2 separate regions of the Homo sapiens genome follow, and region 2 is linked to region 1. A link is an interaction called in ENCODE POLR2A ChIA-PET data of the cell type or tissue named here. Cell type or tissue: A673. All regions are shown on one strand. Each heading gives the region's core, and the rest is flanking DNA. Links, peaks and the distances in the headings are about the cores only.

Region 1 (10,516 bases), core at 1,471-9,470:
GATCTAAAGTTTACTAAATTAATTAAAGAAATAAAAAGTGTCAATAAACTTTAAGAATTATGCATAAATCCAAATGTTATGTTATGCCATTTGCGGTATTTGAAACAGCAAAATTATGCCATTCAATTCTGAATTGGCTGGTCTTTTGTGCAAATTATGGCTCCATGAGTGCATATTTCATACAGAAATAAACTGCACATCAACTTTTAATTTCTCTGATGTATTTGAGTGAATTCCTTATTTCTTACGTGCAAATATATTTATGGTTTGATATAGTAAAATTGCTTTGATAACACAACATAGTGTGACTATAGGTAAGACATATACAAATGTAGAGAGAAATCAGATCATTTATTCTATGGTATAATAAGCTAACTAGTTAGTATCTGTGATGTCTTTTTAATCACACCCATTAGAACAAATGCAAAAGGCTAGGTGAGATGACTCACACCTACTACAATCCTAGCACTTTGGGAAGCTGAGGTGGAAGGATTGCTTGAGCTCAGGAGTTTGAGACCAGTCTGGGCAATACAGTGAGACTCCATCTCTACAAAAAAATTTAAAAAATTAGCCTGATATAGTGGCACATGCCTGTAGTCCCAGCTACTTGGGAGGCTGAGGTGGTAAAAAAACTGGAGCTATTAGTCTGAAATGGGGCAAAAAACCAGTAAGTGACTAATTTCAATGATGCGTGATCAAACTTGTTTAAGCCTACTTTCCTGTTCTACCGTCTATGGCCTTCACTTTGCTGCAGCTCCTTGAAAAGGCAGTCTACCATAGCAACTCCCATTTGTGTTTCCTCAGTCATATTTTATACCCATTATTTCTCATGTGCCTCACTGCCTTAAGATTTCCTGATTCTCCTTTTCTCTGTAACCTCCTCTTTGCCAGTTTAATGGCTTCAGGTTCAACTATCATCTGACATATGTGGATGACTCACTCACATCCTCTCTCCTAGGCTATTCTGGATACCACTGCATGTTGTTTCAAACTTAACATGGCTCAAACTCAACATAACTGCCTCTTATACCAGCTCCTCCTCCAGTGTTTCATTCCTTCTATTAATGGCATCGTCATCCTCCCTGTTACCCAAGGCCAGTGGTACTCATTTGACATAGTTTGGATCTGTGTCCCCTCCAAATTTCATATTGCAATGTGATCCCCAATGTTGGAGGTGGGGCCCAGTGGGAGGTGTTTGGGTCATGGGGGTGGATCCCTCATGAACAGCTTGGTGCTGTCCTTGCAATAGTGAGCAAGTTTTCATGAGATCTGGTTGTCTAAAAGTGTGTGGCACCACCGTGCCCGCTAACTTGCTCCTGTTCTCGTCATACGATGCTCCTGCTTCCACTTCGCTTTCTATCATGAGTGGAAGCTTCCTGAGGCCTTCACTAGAGGCAAATGCTGGCACCATGCTCCGTGTACAGCATGCAGAACCGTCAATCAATCACATCTCTTTTCTTTATATGTTATCCAGTCTCAGGTATTTCTTTATAGCAATGTAAGAATGGCTTAGCATGTCATTCTTCTCTCTGATCCCAGACCCAATGCTATGTCATTTTAATAGCTCTCACATTTATCCCCTCATTTTCTTCTCTTCTGTCACTATCATAATCCAAATAAATATTCATCATACCTTGCCCAATATTGCTACACTTGATGCTGGCTGATTAAAGTGTCACTCTGTCAATGGTAAAAAATGTAAAAGCCCCTCGTCTACAGTTTGTGACCTTAACTCACCCACCGCTCCAGCCTTATCTCCAGTCAAGACGTGGGTACCATGAGTGGGTCCTTTATTGTGGCATGTTCTTTCACATTGCTGTGCCTTTGTTCATGTTCCCCGTCTAGGCTCCCTGCCCTCCCAACTTGGAGGTGGTTAAGTCCTAATCCTCCTTAAAGACCCCGCCGAGAATTTGCCTCCTCTGGGACATCTGTGCTGCTGCCCTCAAAAGATGGTGGCACCAACTTTTTGCATGTACTTCTATTATAGCATTTACAACACTGTATGGCAATGGTCTGTCTCCCTACTAAACTGTGATGTCCTTAAGGACAGAATAGGTGTCTTTCATCTCAGTGTCTCTAATGAAAATACAACATTGGCTGAATAAAGAAACAAATGGATAGATTTAAAGCCCATCATGACACTGCATCAATCCTACTTTCTTTCTGTTTCATATATCCTGTGACCCAGCCAAAGTGAATCACTGTTTCTAGTACATATCCAAAGAGTTCCTACTTCTGTCTTTTCTGGCTTTACTAAATGGCGTGCTGTTTTCTCAAGTCTTTTCTCTATAGAGTTATCAGAGAGGTTAAAAGCATGGCTTTCAGAGTGAAACTAACTGCATCCAAATCTTGACTCTACCTCTTATCATCTGATAACACTGGGTAATTTACTTTACCTTCTTTACTCACTTTCCTCAACTATATAATAATCAAACTAATATTACCCAACTCATAAGACACTGTGAAGAGGGCAACATGTGATGATTTGTATCCTGACCATTTCCCTTCTCCTTCCTGTTGAATGTGGACGTGATGGCTAGTGCTCCAGGAGTCACCCTGTGTGCATGAGGAAGAAGGAGTGAAACGGCAGAAGCCTGGACTTCTGATGACTGTGGAGTTGAACAAGCCCTGGACTGCCCACCTTTAGACTTCTTTTTATGAGGGAAAAATAAATAAATGGACCTCAAAGTCAATTATTTAGGTTTTCTTTCACATATCTTGATTTTTAAACTTCCAGCTTGATTCATAGCTGATATGCCTCAGCTGACAGTAACCTCTTTTTTGAAATTTCTTAGCACTTTATCTGCATGTCTCTCATAATTATAATCTTCTTTTTTACTTATGCAAATGCTTACCTTTCCTATTAGACTGCACATTTCATCAGGACAGACCCAAGTCAAATTCATCTTAGTTCATGCTACCATGCATAACAGCATACCTTCATCAAGGTAAAACTTAATACAAAAAACATTTTTTAAACTGCAAAAAACCACATAAGCTATCTGCTAACTCTATCAAAGATACAGAGGTAGATGGTAACATTTTAAACTTTAAGATAAACATAAATACATAAATCTATTTTTAAATCACCCACTATATTATAGATATGACACATCTTAAAATTTGACTAAAAACATGAAGTTATTATTAAAATTATGTTATCACTAACTTGAAATGCTGGTATTCAAGCAGTGGGCAAACATACAAGTCTGCAAAAGACATTATTCAAGATACCTTCATATTTTAGATAAAAATGTTGAAAATATGTATTACCATTCTAATCGCTCCACCTTTTCCACGATTCTTCACCAGGGTTATCACACGTACTTTGTCACTTCCATATTTCTGGCAATATTTAAAAGCTACCTATGAAATTATATAAAAATCAGAATAAAATTAATTTGGATTAAAGAGAATTATATAAGCTGTGTTTCTTGCTTTGGCTCAAACACTGCTATTGCAGTTTATCCCTTCTTGTGACTAGGTTACACCCACTGTACATTCTGATGACCTGGAGGAGCTGTAGAAATCTTGGTGCCATTGACCTACTAGGTTGAAATCATAGTTCAGTTTCCTGCAGAGGAACCACCACAGTGGGCAATGACCTTCTTTTCTTGACTCCTCTACCTAAGCTACTGAGCTGCTAAAAAACAAACAACAACAACAACAAAAAACAACAAAAAAACCCCACAAAAGCCATGTGCTATCTGACTGGTACAAACTTATGATTGGGCCCTTAACACTGGTTAATGACTTTTGTATTTGTTCTGGTCTGCAATCGCTCTTATTCCCCAGAGAGGCTGTTTGTATCCTGACCATTTCTCCCGAATCTTTTCACTCAAATTCCTCTCTCTCAGCAGTAAATTCTCTTCTAAATCTTCAATCTCTTCCTCTCTGCTGGCTCCACAGCCTCAGACTTGCTCAAGCTGCCAGCATCCTAAAAACTTTCCTTTGACTTCACTATTTTCTCAAGCTACGGCCATTACTCTGCTTTATAATCAAAGTCGTGAGATAGTGATCTATATTTGCCACCTGCATTTCATCACCCATTTATTTTTCGGTCCACTGTAGTAGGGCTCATGCCCTTTGCTCTTCCACATCCCGTTTCCTTGTAACCTTAGCCCATCAGGTACCCTCTCCTTTGACAACCATCTCTACAGGCAGCTGTAAAGTTGCTCTCATCTGGCCTTTGCCCTCCTCTACTGTTCCCAAGTTTTCACCAATAACTCCTTTTGCTTGGCTTGCTCCTTAAATGCTGATAATCCACACAAGGACTGACTCTACACTGTACATACAGCTAATGGGAAACCCCTGGCCATCTTCTCTTCTCAACATAAAAGCTCACTGGGAGTCACTGCATGGGCTTAATTATAGCTTATATTTATGAATCTCACGTCTGTTTAGAGCCCAGACTCTTCTCTCCTGTGTCACCTAGTTATATATTGGATAAATAAAAACTCCAGAATTTCATTCATCTCCTCCTCCCAACTTCTGCTCAGTCTACATTCCTTGCTGCAGCAAATGGCATCATCATCTACTAAGTTGCTCAAATTGAAAACCTGAGAATCATCTTCCATTTCTATCACCCATTACAATTCACTGGCTACTATAACTCACTGACTGATTTGTAAAATCCCTCTCAAATCCATGCTATCCTCACACCTTCCTGACCTAGTTCAGGGCCTTATCCCCTAAAGTCCCCACATCTCTACCCTGACTCCCTAATTCATTCCTAAAGTTATACGAGTAGCCTTTCTAATATGGAAATCAGTTCACATAAGCCCTGTTCAAACACCCTCAGTGATGACTTATGGCTTCTAAGCATCACATATGAGTTCCTTATCATAGCATAGGAGATCCTTTGTGATTCAGCCTTCACCTTTTTAGCCAGCTTCTGAGGCTGCCCCATTAGTACCGTGAACATTAGCAGTATTTGAGATTTCCAGACCATACCACGGTCTTACACTTGTATGCCTTTTCTCAGAACACTGTCTTCCAGCTTCCTCACCTGTCAGGCCAGCTTAAGACTCAGCCAAACACCATTTCTCTTTTCTAGCCTCCATGCCCATCCCCACCTTCCCCCGGGAAAAAGAAAAGTATAATTCTAATAGCAATGTGTACTACTGAAGCATTTTCTCATTCAACTATTACTTTACTCATCACAATGCAACTGTAAATGTCAGCTACTTAAAGGCAAAGATTTTTATTTCTGGTATCTGGCACATAGCTGAAATCTATCAGTTTCAACCAGCAAATGCAGCCATGGTCCTGTTGTAGCACTGTTAACTAGCTGCCAAACCAGCAAACAGTGCCTCCTTCTTTGCTGTTATGGCCCCAATAATGCAGTGACAACTGTGAAGCCCTAGGGGATGAACCATGATTGGTCTAACTCCTCTTTGCTGAGTACTTTTGCAGCCTCCCTGCAGGCTTTGGTGGTCATGTCACTAAGTTCTAGCTTGTGAACTTTGGGTGTGGGCTTTAGTAGAGGGAGGGGTGAGGACTTCTGATAAAGATTTTCGTTCCTAGTTAAAAAGGAGAGATGCACGCAGAGATGATTCTTTTTTTTTGACACAGGGTCTTGCTCTGCTACCCAGGCTGGAGTTCAGTCGTGCGATCACAGCTCACTGTAACCTTGAACTCTTGCGCTCAAGCAGTCCTCCCACCCTCCCACCTTGGCCTCCCAAAGTGTTGGGATTACGGGCATGAACCACCATGCCCAGCCCAGAGATGATTCTTAAAGTCCTGGCTGTCCCTTACTACTCCAGGACATGTAATATTTGCAGCTGTGGCCATTTTGTGATGAAGGAATGCGTGAGACTGAAAATGATATGGATCTAGCAACCTGATCCTGTTTAAATGCTAAGCCAACTCTGGAATCAACTATTTCTAGACTTCCTGGCAGATGAGATAATTAAACGTCTTTATTATCTAAGCCACTCTATGATATAGTTCCTAATTGATAAAAATGTCTAACACATAGTGCTCTAATTATTTGATGCATATTTCCAGTATTATTAATAGATGTGAACTCCTTCAAGGTAGAAAGTGGTCTTTACATCTTTGTATTTTAGTGCCAGTCAGAACTCTCGACTTCTGCTTAACAGCTGAAGAAATGTGTTCAAAGAACAGTTATTTGTGCTGTAGATGTTTACTCTGGAATGGCACAATACTTGAGACTGCAAAACCAAGAAGATAAAGTCATTATATAAGTAGCTAAGTGAACTAATAAGACTTTACTATGTTAGGATGAAAAGCTCCCTCTAGAGTATGGTATCTAGCTTCAAGGAATATAACATTGTTAAAGCCACAACTGTTTGGAATGGATGCACAATGAAGCTTTACAGCATGGCCTTTAGTATACAGGGCAGCAGCTGTCACTCGGCCACCATTTGTGAACTGAGTTCCTACTGAGTGCCTACTCGCCTTTTTGGTATGTTGTTTGAGGATATAATAAACATCACTGTACAACTGCAGTATTCTCTTGTACTATACCTTGTGCCCCCTTGGTCTGAAACGCCTCAAGAACAAGAGCCGTATCTAAAATTTTCCTCACACCCCTCAGACTGTAAGACATTAACAGGGAATCTATAAATACTTAACTTAGCGAAAACTGGTTTGTTTTAAATAAAAACTTCTACTAAATATAATTTCAACTTTCTACTTCCTCCCAACCTTGGGAGCAGTGGGGCCAATTGCTAACCCCTCCCTTGCTTGTCCTCCCTGGGAGGGCATCCCTGATCCTTCCAGCAGAGCAGCTGGCCACTCACAGGTCAAGGGCCACCAAAAAAGTGCTCCTCAGGAGAAGATGCACAGCCTCAGCTGGGTCTAGGCTACCTCTATAATCTCAACAGCAAGTGTCCAATGTGGCTTTCCATGCCATTCCCTTCATGTATCACTAAACTGCTGAGATGGCTTGTGTTCATAACTTTCACATCATACTATTCAAAGTGCAGCACTTACCCTTCCTAAGCCAGATCCTGCCAATGCTCTCTGTGCATGTGAAAGGACACACCTGCTTCCCAGGGGCTGGTACGAAAGCAGCTTTCTATTGGCGTGACTGCTTTAGAAATTATAAGGCAAGATGGAGCATAAAGAAACTGTGCTTAGGGAAAAAGGAAGCACAAATTGGTAGGCAACGAAGGTTCCTACCCTAAAGGCCAGGAGGAACTGTGCGCGGGCATGTTTCTTCCCTATCTGGCGATCTTCAAAGCTTCCCTGGTCTTATGGAGAAGTTCCATAAATGAAATCTGTTTTTTCTGCTATCTAGACTATAACAATGGAGAGTGTTAGGCACAGCTTTAGGGTCCCCTGGTGAATGAAAGTGAGATTTCACATGTGCAAAATTATTCTCTATTTTCTAACTATTGTCAATTCTAAAAGCAAGTGTATTTACCTTTGAGGTCTGATCTTTACTGCCATCATCAACTACTATCACTTCATAAGTGAACGCAGGATCTCGTTTCTGCAAGAAACAAAAATAAAGTAATACAATTTGGCATAACTGCCATAAAGTATTCTAATCAAATCACCAGTAATTTAAAAAACAACTGCTTTAGTGTTGATACATATAAATTTGAATATAAATATTAGTGCACAAACCGCATAAAATAAAAAGGCTAAGTAAAAAGAGAGAGAGAGATCCTGGGTAGAGGTGGAGAGTGAATATTGACTCAATCTCTCCATGTCACCTTGCTGTTCCCCAGTCTGCCCTGTACCTTGGTGGTGGAAGAAGCCAGGTACTTGTGGTGCTATAGCACATTTGAGAGGGTACAGGTGTGTAAGAAAAAAGCTCCTGAGGTTTGAAGTCAGAGAGGGCAGATTCCAGCTTGGCTGCAGCATTTCTTAGCCTAATGACCTTGGGCAACTTAACTTTTTGGGCCTATTTTCTGATTAAAAAAAGAGAACAGAAAAACCTACTCTATGTGGCTGGTGTGAAGATTACACGTAATTGAAGAGGTAGAAGCCTCATACATATTAAAGGCTCAATTCCTTTCTTCTTTTCTCTAAATTGAATGTTTGAAGTTGGTAATAAGGTAATACAGCCCTTTCTCTTTCAGTGAATCTTCTATTTCCCCTTTATACAAAAAATCTAAAAGCAAAGTAAATCAAAACAATTTTTTTTTAAAAAGAACTCACTTAATTCTTAATCCCTCCAAGGGGATTCCAATGGCAGCTAATGTTACAAAAGAAGGTTGTGTATTACTTCTCTTCTCCTTATGTAGGGAAAACAGGAAGAAAATGTGAGGGGAGACTCTTGAGAATATTGAAGAAATACAAAATAATTTCAATGTAAGTGTGTCTTTTAAAAATATCTTTTTTCTGTTCATTCAGACTTAGTTTTTCTGTTTATTCAAACCCAGTTAACCAAAAAATAAAAAAAGAGAGAAGAGAATAAAAGTTAACAGCAAAAACAGCAACAATACACCTTTTCTTACAAGTCACAAAAGTAAAAACAGCATTGTGGCATCATACAAAGTCTGCAGACATACACTGTCACTCAATTTTAAATATATCATCAAGCAAGACAGGATTAAAATGGGTAGGAGGGTACAGAAACAGAAATTTTCGCTTCCTGGTTTGTCCTGGGTCAACGACCTGCCTCTGGAGGTAGCATGCTACGTGCCGGGCTTATGGATAGCAACAAGCAAGCAGCAGGTGGCCCAGCGATCGGGGTGCTGCCAGGACTGCCTCTCACAGTGCATCTGGCTTGGGGTCCACAATTGGTGACCTGGTCTAGTTTTAATTGGAGATATCATATTAAAAGAGAAAACATGATACCTGTCTCTTCTCTAGATAGCTCAGAGCTTCATCCATCATCACAGGCACTTGAAGAAAAAAATATATTAAAAATCACTTTTGAAAATGATTTTCCAAGCCCGGCACATTCAGCTTACATACAGAAAAAAGTCCCAATAATCTAACAAGCCCCTCTGGTACTTTCCCAATGGTCATTCCCATCTGAAATCCTGCCTTCTGTCCACAATGTGCTTATTACCTCTCTAGAACATTCCAGTCCCGCTGCCTCATGATGCTGCTCCTATTCATGAGAGCAAATATTCACTTCCCTCTCTGCCGAACTACAACAATTATCAACTGTGTGCTCAACACAGCCCACATCTATTAATGTTTTGGCAAAGACAGTGAAGTCAAATACTTTAAATTTCCTTTTCTTTTCCAAACTACCCTTTACCAAAAAAATCAAAACAGGGCTTACACCGTTTTTCTTCATTGTATGAAGGCACAACGACAGAAAGTTGTTTGGTAGGTGAGTCCCATATGCTGGGTAAAGTTTCTTTCTGGCCTTTGGCATTTAAGAAGAATTTCTCTTCTTCATGTCGATGGAGTGCTGGCATTTTTGTAGCAGTTGTAAATGCAACGATGGAAATCTAAAAGCAGACATACATGTCTTTTACAAAACAGAAATTATGTTTTGCTGACTTTTCTGTATTTATGTTAGAATACATCATCTACTTTTCTTTTAGTTGAATACTCACTCTCAGGTTTTAGTTCATTAACAATGGTCTAGAGGTGACTCCAAAATTAGACAATAGTGAGTCCCCTACTTATGAACGAATTACTGTCCTTTTTTCCATCAGTAAGGTGCTGATGCCTTAGGAGGCTCTGTCTCTTCCCAGTCATCATTCGCCAGGCCTCCACCATCCCAGCTACAATAAAGGTCAGTCACTACAGGAAGACCAGTCTACTCTCAGGTGCCCTAAAACCCTGATCCTTAGCGTGTCTACATGCATAGAGACACACACACATATAGTAAGGTCCTATCGCTACTTGGAATCTATATGTGACAGGACAAGTCCATTTTGCAGTTGGAACATGCGGGGTGAGGGCACACTTTCCATCCAGGACCAGACAGACCCAAGATATAAAAGGAAGATTCCCCAGACTACCAAGTAGGGACCAACAATGTTTAAGAATATGTTTTTGACACTTAACTCGAATTTGAATTCAGAATACAGCATTTACTGAAGTATCTAACTTACAGGCTCCCTTCCATATGCACTTGGGAGCTAAGCTTTGGAAATAACCATTGTTTTTACATTGTTTCTATTGGTACACTTTCTGCTTTCAAAACAGTCTTTAAATTTTTGGAATGCTATTCATTTGTAATTTAATGATCAATTTGAAGACATTATCAAATTGTCATTGTCATCAGCTCCTGAGGTTTGATCTTTGAGGTCTGATCTTTACTGCCATCATCAACTACTATCACTTCAGAGATTATAAGATTATAATCAAAGATTATCAAAGATTATAAGGGCTGTGCTGAAAGGACAAAGTAGTCAACCTGAATGGGCTCTCAGTGGCCTATGATGCAAGAATCTGATCGTCCTCCCACTTCCCCCCTGCCAAAAAAAATTACTGCAATGGATCAAACCATGAAAAATACTGTAAATCATAAATTTGCAATGATACTAAAGACAAAAACTGGGTAAGATGCAGGAAGGATCTCATTTCAAAAATTTGCCTTTTGCGTTTTATATGTATGAAAGGTATTTTA
Region 2 (10,516 bases), core at 1,205-9,204, 320 kb before region 1:
AACTGGAATTTCAGGGGAGCACATGAATAGCCAGGGTTATTCAACTTTATAGAAACTGAAATGTAGTTTAGAAATTGGAAAAGAGTTCAGGATTCAAGGCAGATCTAGTGAATATGTTAGCACGGAGTCCCCTGAAAAGAGGGGTTCATTCATTCCCTTGCCTTCATGTTCCTCTTGGCTTCAACTTGCCTGCCACTATCAGCCAACCACCACTCCCTCTCCTCTGCATGTATTTTGATTTCTGCTAGCTCATAACTTCTGCTTATTCATAACTTCTGCTTACTCATAATTTTAACCTACACATCTCTTCTCCTTTCTCTTAGTTTCTAGGTGTACGTTTTTTGCTTCTGTTATGGATTCTAATTGACCCATTCTAATATTCCAGTTCAAATGCCCTAGATGGAGAAGTTACCTGGATCAGTTAATTAGCATTCTTCTTGTTGAAGTACAGCCTTTATATCAGGCCTCAGCCAAAGTATTCTTAGTTGTGAGCAATAAAAACTGTTTTGGCTGGTTTAAACAACAACAAAAAAGGAATTTATTGAAAGGATTGAAGAGATGCTCAGAAAATGAACAGAGTTATTTTCTCAGAGTTCCTTTACAGAACACAGGTCTCTGATATTGTGGCTGATGGAATAAGAGGCTTGCTTGAAAGAAAAGAGAGTGAGCATGAGAGAGAAGATAAAGTTTGGAAAGGCAACATCAAAAGGAAGCTGAGATGAAGGAATAAAGGAAAGTGAGAGACAAGTTAGTCCATGCAGTAACCACGGTAGAACATTTAAAAAGTTTCCTGATAACCTAGAAGAAAATTAGTAAAAGTACTTCTGAATGTTGCTTTCAGAGCATGGCTGCAAGGAAGGAAAGATGGAGCTAGTATTTTTGAGCACTTACCAGATAGCAGACAACTGTTTGGAACTCTTGTGTGTGCATGTGTGTGTGTGTGTGCATGCACGCGTGTGCACACGTATTTAGCACTCAACAACCATTTAATAAAGCAGACACTATTTTCATTTTATAGATCAGGAAAATGAGGCTGAGAGGTTAAGTGTTTGGCTTAATTCACACAGAGAGTAAACGATAGCATCAGAATGTAATGACTCTCCATCTGATTCCAAATTCCACACCATTTTTTCACAACCCATTTCTCCCTGAATAAGACTGAAGGGGAGGAGAATAATCATTGTGTTCCCTAAAAGTTATGTCTCCAAACCTTGCCTGTAAATTCCCAGGCCTTTGAGTGGTACCTGTCCTACCTATGAAGACGTCCTATGTAAGTAAATTTGTCAAGTAAAATGTTCTAGATATCTTATATGTGAAATTTTTTAAGATAAAGAGAACAAAGGCTTTGTTTCCCATATCAAGCTAGCTTCCCAAATTCTTCACTGTACTTGGAGGCTGATATTGTTTGACTGTGTCCCCACCCAAATCTGATCTTGAATTGTAATAATCCCCATGTGTCAAGGCGAGGTGGAGATAATTCAGTCATGAAGGTGGTTTCCCCCACACTGTTCTCTGGTAGTGAATAAGTTTCATAAGATCTGATGGTTTTATAAATGGGAGTTCCCCTGCACAAGCTCTCTCTTGCTTGCCACCGTGTAAGACGTGACTTTTCACCTCCTTGCCTTCCACTATGATTGTGAGGTTTCCCCAGCCATGTGGAACTGTGAGTCAATTAAGCCTCTTTCCTTTATAAATTACCAAGTCTTGGGTGTGTCTTTATTAGCAGCATGAGAACAGACTAATACAGAGGCAATAAAGGAGTTTTGTACCAGATCAAACAGAGGATGTTATCAAGGCACCCTACCCTAAGCCAAAAAGATAAAGAGAAAGAAGAATTACAGAACCACTGAGTTTACAAAGTAAGACCACAAAACACATTTACATGTTTTCCCTGTGTCATTTTTAAATGGCCAGTATTTTTTTTTTTTTGAGAAGTGCAAAGTGGCCCTGTTGACTTTGGCAGCTACCCAAAAGCCTAAAATCACTAGAGTTTACCCAATGTCACCCTGAGGAGGTAGGACACCCTCACACAAAAGCAGAGGGGTTGGGCAATCACTGATACTAACTGTAGTGGGTTGAATGGTGCCTCCCCCAAAATATATGTACATCTAGAACCTGTCAATGTGACCTTATTTGGAAAAAACAGTCTTTGCAGACGTAATTTAATTGAGAGTCTCAAGATAAGATCATTCTGGATTATGGTGGGCCCTAAATCCAATGAAAGTGTCCTTAGAAAAGAAGGGAAGAAGAAACATATCAGGGAGATGATTTGAAGTCAGAAGCAGGGACTGCAGCAATGCATCTACCTACAAGCCAAGGAACACCAAACATTTCTGAATGCTGAGAAAAAGGCATGCCCAGTAGTCCCCCTTTTATCTGAGATTTCACTTTCCACGGTTTCAGGTAACAGGTCTGTGATCTGAAAATATTCAATGGAAAATCCCAGAAATAAACAATTCATAAGTTTTAAGTCGCTACCATTCTGAGTAGTGTAATGAAATCTCGCACTGTCCTGCTTCATCCCGCTCGAAATATGAATCATCTTTGTCCAGTATGGATACCTCCTGTGGATATAATGGTGTATGCACAGTGTCTAAGCTCCCCACCCATTAGCCACTTAGTAGTCATCTTGGTTATCAAATTGGCTGTCATGGAATCACACTGTTTGTCTTCAAGAAAAGTTTATTTGACTTTGTAATGGCCTCAAAATACAAGAGTAGTGATACTGGCAAGTCGGGTATGCCAAAGAAAAACTGTAAAGTGCTTCCTTTGAGTGAAAAGGTGAAAATTCTTAATAAGGAAAGAAAAAACACACAGGCTGAGGTTGCTTAGATCTACAGTAAGAAGGAATCTTCTATTCGTGAAATTGTGAAGAAGGGAAAAGAAAGTTGTGCAGTTTTGCTGTCACACTTCAAACTGCAAAAGTTACAGCCTCTCATATACAGCATGGGATAAGAGCTTAGTTAAGATGAAAAGGGCATTAAGCTTGCAGGTGGAAGACATGAACAGAAATGTGTTCTGATGAACAGAACTGGGCTCACTACTATCTGTGGTTCTAAGCATCTACTGGGGACCTTGGAACACATACCCCATGAACAATGCGGGGACTTCTGTATTGGATTCTCTTAGAGCTTCCAGAAGGAATCAACCAACAATTTCATTTCTGGACTCCAGATCTGAGATAGAATACATTTCCGTTATTTTAAGCCACCCAGTTTCCGGTCATTTGTTAACTCCAGGAAACTATGGGAACTAAGAAACTAGGAAACTTAGGAACTAAACTAGGAAACTAAGTTTAGGAAATGTCAAGAAAAGCTTTATAAAGCACTTAGTAAAATTTGCTAAGTGCATAATGGAGCAGACTGTAGATGGATGTAAGGTAACTCATGAGAGTGGCACATGAACAGGTGAAATTCAGGAAGCCAATCCAAGTGTGCCTGGAAGGAAGTAGTTCTCTGAATCCACCCTCTTATAAAATAGACACCGAGGGAAAGAAAGCTTACCTTACCTTGTCACCAAAGGTAAGACAAGGAAAAGAAAACTGCTATACCAGTCTAAATAAAAAGACTGCCCAGCAATCAACAGTTCTTTTCCCCTCTCTGACAACTGCAGGATGTTGGCAGGGTTTCTCAATAGACAAACTGTATTAGAATCATGTAGAGTATGAGCCGGGCACGGTGGCTCATGCCTATAATCCCAGCATTTTGGGAGGCCAAGGCATGCCAATCACCTTAGGTCAGGAGTTCAAGACCAGCCTGGCCAATATTGAGAAACCCCGTTTCTACTAAAAATACAAAAATTAGCTGGGCGTGATGGTGGGCACCTGTAATCCCAACTACTTGGGAGGCTGAAGCAGGATAATTGCTTGAACCAGGGAGGTGGAGATTACAGTGAGCCGAGATCATACCACTGCACTCCAGCCTGGGCGACAGAGCAAGACTCCTCACAGAAGGATCACATCAGGCACAGAAGGATCCACATAGAAAAGATTCACACCCACCCACAATTGCCCTGGAGAAGGAAGGGGAGAGACAAAACAAACAAACAAACATGTAGAGTATGAATGAACCAGACAATAGGGTTGGGGCCTAGGAATCTTATGCACAAAGAAATTTTGAGGACCACTGTTTTGAAGGTCAACAGTTCTAACTGCCCCCCCATACACCTTAGTGTTTCAAAAAGTGAGTTGTGAGAACAACCAGTGATATTCAGAATGATTTTAGCATGGAAGACTTATGCCTTCATTTCATTGTGCATTAAAATATTAAATACAACTGGTATCTCACAAACCAATAATTTCATAGATATTATTGCTTACGATGAAGCCAAGTAAAAATCTAAGGTAAAATTTACTAAGTGCATAATGGAGCAGACTGTAGATGGATGTAAGGTAACTCATGAGAATGGCACATGAACAGGTGAAATTCAGGAAGCCAATCCAAGTGTGCCCGGAGGGAAGTGGTTCTCTGAATCTGCCCTCTTGACAACACAGCTCATTCCATCCTCCTGCATTTTACATCAGGCACAGAAGGATCCACATAAGAGAGATTCACACCCACCCACAATTGCCCTAGAGAAGGAAGGGGAGAGACAGAGAGCCTTTACTTATGTACCACGGAGCTTCAGAGTTAAGCCAGGTGCCCCTGCCTATCTCTACGTGGAGAACAATTGAACATGGGTGGAAGTAGCAGGCTCCTAGGAGCCGGGCCCTGGTGGGTGGCAGTATACGTGCATGTGTTGGTGGTCACTGAGACTTGGGTGGCCTGATTCTGTATTGTGCATGATTTGCTTTTCTGGCCACTAATAGGTCTCACGGTGAAGACAGCAGAACCAGATGGAGTAGGGGCTCAAGGAACAGGTAGCCACACCAACACTTCCCAGGAGTTCAGCCCTTTACAGGCCACAGAGCAACAATATTGTTGAATGTCAGAGTGAAACAGACCGCAGCCACCAAGTGATCGAAGTCTCTCATTTTCCAGCTGAAAAACAGGAATACAGAGAGAGAGTCTTCTGGTCAAGGTAGCAGCACTGACTGGTAACTGAAGTTGGTCGGATCAGTTAAAGCCTCCTTTTCCGGAGTTCTGTTACGATATATGACTCTCTACGCCAGTTCCCTAGTAGGGACTCATGACTGACTGTCTCCCTGGCAATGACAGAAACTCCAATCCTATTCGACTCATTTAATGATTTGGTATAGGATTCAGAGGCGCACGCGGCGAAGGCTGAGCAAGGGCTGTCTGTGGTTAAGCTCATCACAGGATGAGGCCATGCCCCACGCAACTCAGTCAGAGCTGGGCTTGCGATGATGCACCCAGAGTAGTTGTTTTGGGTGGGGGCTGCGAGGAACTCATAAAAGATGTAAGAGGAGGAGAAAGTTGGCAAGAAGTGGATGCTTTCATCTGCAGAGAAAGGCCCCTGAGCCCTAAAAAAACTGCCCTCCTCCCCACTCCCCCCTCCTCCCCCCGACACACAAAAAAGTTCACCCACTACACCTGCCTTCCCCAGATGGGCTCCCTGCGCAACGCCTCCTCGTCCTCCGAGATTTTCCAATGGTGGCGCAAGCTCCTCCCTCGCCCGAGCTGGGCGCCGTCCTAGAGCCAAGCGCCCGCTAGAGCCGAGACTAGGGGGCGGTGAGGAGTGGGACCCGCTCGCGGCCATTGGTTGTGCGGCCAGGAGGGGCGGAGGGACGACGCGCGGGCTGTGCGGGGCCGGCAGCCCGGATCCACTCCCGCTGCGCCTGCTGTCCGCCGTGCGCCCAGACTGCGCGCCGCGCCGCTGCGCCCAACATTCCCGAGGACGGCTTCGCGGGCGCGTATCGTCCAGACCGGAGCACCGCCCCACCGCTAGCGCAGGAGACCTGCCGGGGAAGTCGCGTGTCCTGACCTGCAGGTCAGTGAGGGAAACTTGCAGGGTCCCGAGCTCTGGGGGTGAACTTGCCCTACGCGGAGAGCGCCCCACTCCTTGCCTGGGGCGGCCTCGGGTCCTGGAGGCGAGCCGCCTCCCAGACTCTCCCCCGAGATCTGGGCTCCCGGAGATGTGGCTCCTTTCTGAGAAACACCCCCAAATCTATCCCTTTTGAGGTGTCCTTACTGTCCCGAGAAGCAATCGCAGCCCGGCTCTCCGAGTCTTGGGGTGACTCCACGGGCTGCAGGAGGAGCCGCGAGGGGCCCTGAGTGCAATGTCCTTGGCCCCGTGTTGACCTGCCTCGGTCCCAGACACTGGGAACCGGGAAGGTCTACCCTCGCTCTGCAAGGTGGATTCCTCCATGCAAGTGTAGACAGTTCTACACTTTGCAGAGTGTGTCTAGGTGCCTTCTGTTTGCTTTTGCCTTTGTGGTGTGTGGAGGGTCATTCTTGGGTTTGTTTTGCTCCTGTCTGATTTTCTAGGGTCATTTGCGTCCCTTCTCGGGAACGGGGACTCGCCATGCGCACACTGACAGCTGGCTTTGCACCTGCTAAGGCGCTGGAGAGTCTTTTCGCCCGTCTTAGGGTGGCCCTAAATCCGGGGAAGTTTTATGTGGCGCTGAACACTTGCGTTTCCCAGGGGCGTTTTCCCTAGCTCCCGGAAACCCAGTAGGTAACTGCGCCAGCGACCCTTCCCCTCTTCCCGGGTCTGATGAGACACTGGAATCCTGCCTTTCCCTGTCGAGGTGTGCGAATGATGGGCAAATTGCTTCAGTTCTGATTTAGGAAAGGGATATGTAATGTGCCCTCCTCCAGGGAGCAGAGGGATTCATTCACAGAAATATCTTGTTGAGGACCAGGATTGGGGCTATGCCTGCCCGCTTTCCTCCACCAGATGCCCGGGCTCCATCGGACTTGGGTTTGATCTCAGACTCTAGAGATGGGGTCTGTTTGTTAGTGTCCTTCATTTCCTCTCCCTGTTAATTTTTCTTCGGAAAATGTTCTGCTAAAGTAAGTACTTCAGTGTTCTTTGTGGTAAATGATGGGCTCCGATGTCTAGAGGACGTCTCAAAGCCATCGCATTTGGTACCGTCTGCACTACAGGTGCAAAGGGCGGGGAAACTGACAGCGTTACTGTCCTGGGGCGGACCCGCGGGACTACTCCCTAAGACGTTTCTCCTAGGTGCCTTCTCCTAGGTGCTTCCAGGATTCATTGTTCAGACAACAGCCTGTCAACAGGAAAAGAGGCACAAGTGACAGTCTTTTCTTAAAGGGTTTGTCTCTTAATGCAGTCTTGCGGAGCCCCATGCACCCTCTGAAAAAAACAATATTTAATTTGCTGAATTATACAACTAGTCTGGGTGTCTCAGCTTATTTGTGATCATGCCCATAGAGGTTCTTAAATATCTTTTTTGTAACTAAATTCTCTTCATTTTACTAAGTAGAGTAGTGTCTTTTCCCCCGCCACCACCACACTCAGAACACCGTTTTTAGTTGATCTGTAAAGCAAATTGCCTTTTGGAGGGCTTGTGAGTGAGGCTGCCTGGTCTCAGAGCCTCCCTCAGCCCATGCCCTAGTCACCTTTAAATGCTGGACATCGTAGGGCCGCCGAAGCCTCTGCCAACCTCAGAAGTAATCTGGAAATATTGAGATCCAGCACGTGGGTGGGATATTCCATTTTTGTGTTTTGGCTTTGAGGGGCTTATTATTTTTGATTCCTCTATATAAGGCAAAGTGCTTTGAAGAGCTGAACGCACACATTTATTGTTCTCATTAAAGAAACCTGTTGTAAGGTAAGATTGAGTCCATTCTCCCTTGCTGTTAGTTCGTTCAGTTCAACAGATTTTACTAGATGTCTACGATTTGGACAAGCACATCAGGGGTTAAGATATAAATAACTGTGTGATTGCATGTGGCATCAAATCCACGAGAGAGTTTATTTGCAGGTTTCCTGGGTTTCTTTTTCTTTTTTCTTGTTCTTTTTTAGTGAGGGCAGATGAAGAATGACAGAGCTGATTTGTAAGAATGACCAACCATACTAACCTTTAAGCAAACTTGGAGTTATACGTTCATTATAAAAAAGAAAGACTAACTCATCACAGGCAAAATTCTGATTCAGCCTCTATACTAGATAAAGTCTGAGCTCATTTGATGATCGTTCTTCTCTGGCTTACTCTTCTCCCTATACTTATATTACAACATTTTTGGGGGGTCCTTTTTTTGTTTAAAGTTTGTACAGTTTGTACGAGCATTTTTATACTTAATTAGTTATAATGAAGAAGTGAAAAATAAAATTATGGCTGAATTTTTGTGTTTTGTTCATCTGAGTTTTTAAAGTAGTAATTTAAGAATCTGAAAAAATACATTTCTGAATGGCCCTGGATGCCAGGCACTGTGTAGGTCCCACTTGCCTGGCTCATGGTACCCATAAGCCATTCAGTAAATATTTGTTAAATGAAACTAAAAGCCAAAAAGTAGTGCCACAGAAGAATGTTGTTTTCTTCAAATATCTACTTGTGGAGGCTATTATATTATATTAGTATATTAATACAAAGTATTATAGACCTAATTTTTATAGATTTCATGATTGTTTATAATGAGAGCTAAAAATAATAATAATAAAGGCTTTAAATTAGTTAATGGAATAGGGAAGCCAACAAGGAAGAAGTTCAAGCTTTAAGCCCACGAGTTGGCAGGATTCCTTTTAGCCAACATGTGTGCCTAGAGGATTCAAGCCAGAGGCTTAGATGAAGATGCCCTTGGTATGCATATGTGGCCCAACCTTTGATTTAGAATTCAGGAAGTCCATCTGTGCATTCACGGGCCATTTCAGGAGCCGGGCAACAGTCTACTGGGCCAAATTCTGTGGTCCCTTCTGTTCTGATTCTGATTTGTGGCAGATGTATCCCTAGGATACAACGTCTTCATGCTCAGTCTCATGACATAAAATGCGTCCTTCACGAGTTCCTTATGGATATAGGAAATAGTCATTATTTAGCCTTTACTAACTTTGGAAATTTTTTTGGAAAAAGAAAAAAAAGATAAAAGATGTCTGAGCCGTCAAACAGCCGTACACACTTTAACATATCTCTAAGCATGAAGTAGCGTAATCCAGCCAAAACAGTGCCAATGACAAACCTCCACATTTCCATCAGAAATGGGGTACATCACTAATATTTTCTGAGTTCCTAACTTTTAAATTCCCAACTATTAAGCTATATTAAGACAGGAAATTAGTCAGTCTAGGTCTACAATTTGTACTTTGATTCTTGATGTTGATATTGTTAATCTGGAAGGGTCTGGAAAATGTAAGCCTCTAATAATTGTTAAAAGGGTCACTTAAGAAGGTAACAGACCTGAATCCAACTTCTGATGGGAAGCAGAAGGATAGGTGGCTATAAGAATCAGTTTCAAATTAAGAGAGACTGGAAGATGACTGAAACCACAGTTAAAACACTAATTAACTTCATTCAGGGAACATTCAACGTATAGATTCACTTCCCAGGGGAGGCCAATATAGCAGCTTTCCTGGTTAACTTGCTAGGGTAGTCTGGTGCTGATTAGAAGTACCTGGTAATCTATCAACTGTTGCCAGTTAAACTGGCTTGGTCCTTATTCACCTTCAATTTCCTTGTGACCAGGATTATATCAGAGGGATATACTATTCTCATTTCTTAAGCAGAACATTGACAACATCCTGTAAAATGCAATGCTACCTCCAAGTACATTTAACCCCTGTTAGGAAGATTGACTTTCTGGCATCAGCCTGAGAGTCAAACTTTGAAAAAAAAATGGTAGAAATGAACCATTTCAAAGGTTTGTGTTAAGTATAGACAGTACAGAAAAAGAGGGGAGAAGGAGGAGCAGGAAGAGAAAAAACAAGTCCTGGGCTTAAAAACCAGCAGTATTTTCATGGCATATGCTATAATCAAATTTTATTTCTATTTCTTAATGAAAATACCTTTATTATTTTTTCTGATGTCAATACACATTCTTTTTGTCAAAATATAGATACAGAAATGCACAAAATAGAATGTTAACATGCCCCCATAATACTACCCTCTAACAAAAACATATGTTAACAGCTTGGTATATAACCTCTTGTTTTGTTTTGTTGTTTTTGCATCTAAAATATATGTGTGTATAATAGTAGTAGCAGTAGTAGTTGTTGTTTTACAAAAAATGGAATCATAGTATACACTATCATGAAGGTTACTTTCTTGACTTAGTCATAGATGTTCAGCATCTTTTCATGTTAGAAAATACGGTCCTTTTTCACAGGGAGGGGAACAACACACACTGGGGCCTGTTGGGGTGGGGTGGTGGGAGGGAGCATCAGGAAAAATTAGCTAATGCATGCTGGGCTTAATACCTATGTGATGGGATGATAGGTGCAACCAACCACCATGGCACATGTTTACTTATGTAACAAACCTACACGTCCTGCACATGTATCCTGGAACTTAAAATAAAATAAAATTTATATATATATATATAAAATATAGTCCTTTTTAATATAAGAGGATCAAGAGACTCCACTGTGTGACTCTTCTGTCATTTATTTAACTAATCTTTGACTCATGGACATTTTAGTAGCTTCAATGTTTAGCTAC

What was found. ChIA-PET counts read pairs that join two places held together with the same protein. Peaks named below come from ENCODE experiments on the same cell type or tissue, not always from the same donor. Only the 100,000 strongest peaks of a DNase experiment are listed, where the experiment ranks them.
Region 2: POLR2A ChIA-PET joins it to region 1 with 5 read pairs; 2 of 35 experiments call an interaction of 5 or more read pairs at or near these places.

The regions. Positions count from the first base shown.
Region 1 is chr13:36,986,211-36,996,726 of GRCh38, forward strand. ALG5 (ALG5 dolichyl-phosphate beta-glucosyltransferase) reads right to left here. Exons shown (of 10, transcript NM_013338.5): 2 at 9,215-9,386; 3 at 8,779-8,825; 4 at 7,394-7,462; 5 at 3,274-3,366. Among named protein-coding and RNA genes, the nearest start is that of ALG5, 7.9 kb to the right of the region's middle. In A673, for the core only: no CTCF peak of the experiment used is centred there; no DNase peak of the experiment used is centred there.
Region 2 is chr13:36,668,296-36,678,811 of GRCh38, forward strand. It overlaps SERTM1 (serine rich and transmembrane domain containing 1), which reads left to right and starts at 5,725. Exons shown (of 2, transcript NM_203451.3): 1 at 5,725-5,889. LOC102723490 (a long non-coding RNA gene) reads right to left here. Exons shown (of 7, transcript XR_001749825.2): 7 at 7,050-7,132. In A673, for the core only: no CTCF peak of the experiment used is centred there; a DNase peak (open chromatin) is centred at 5,656; H3K4me3 peaks cover 3,626 bases; H3K27ac peaks cover 2,609 bases.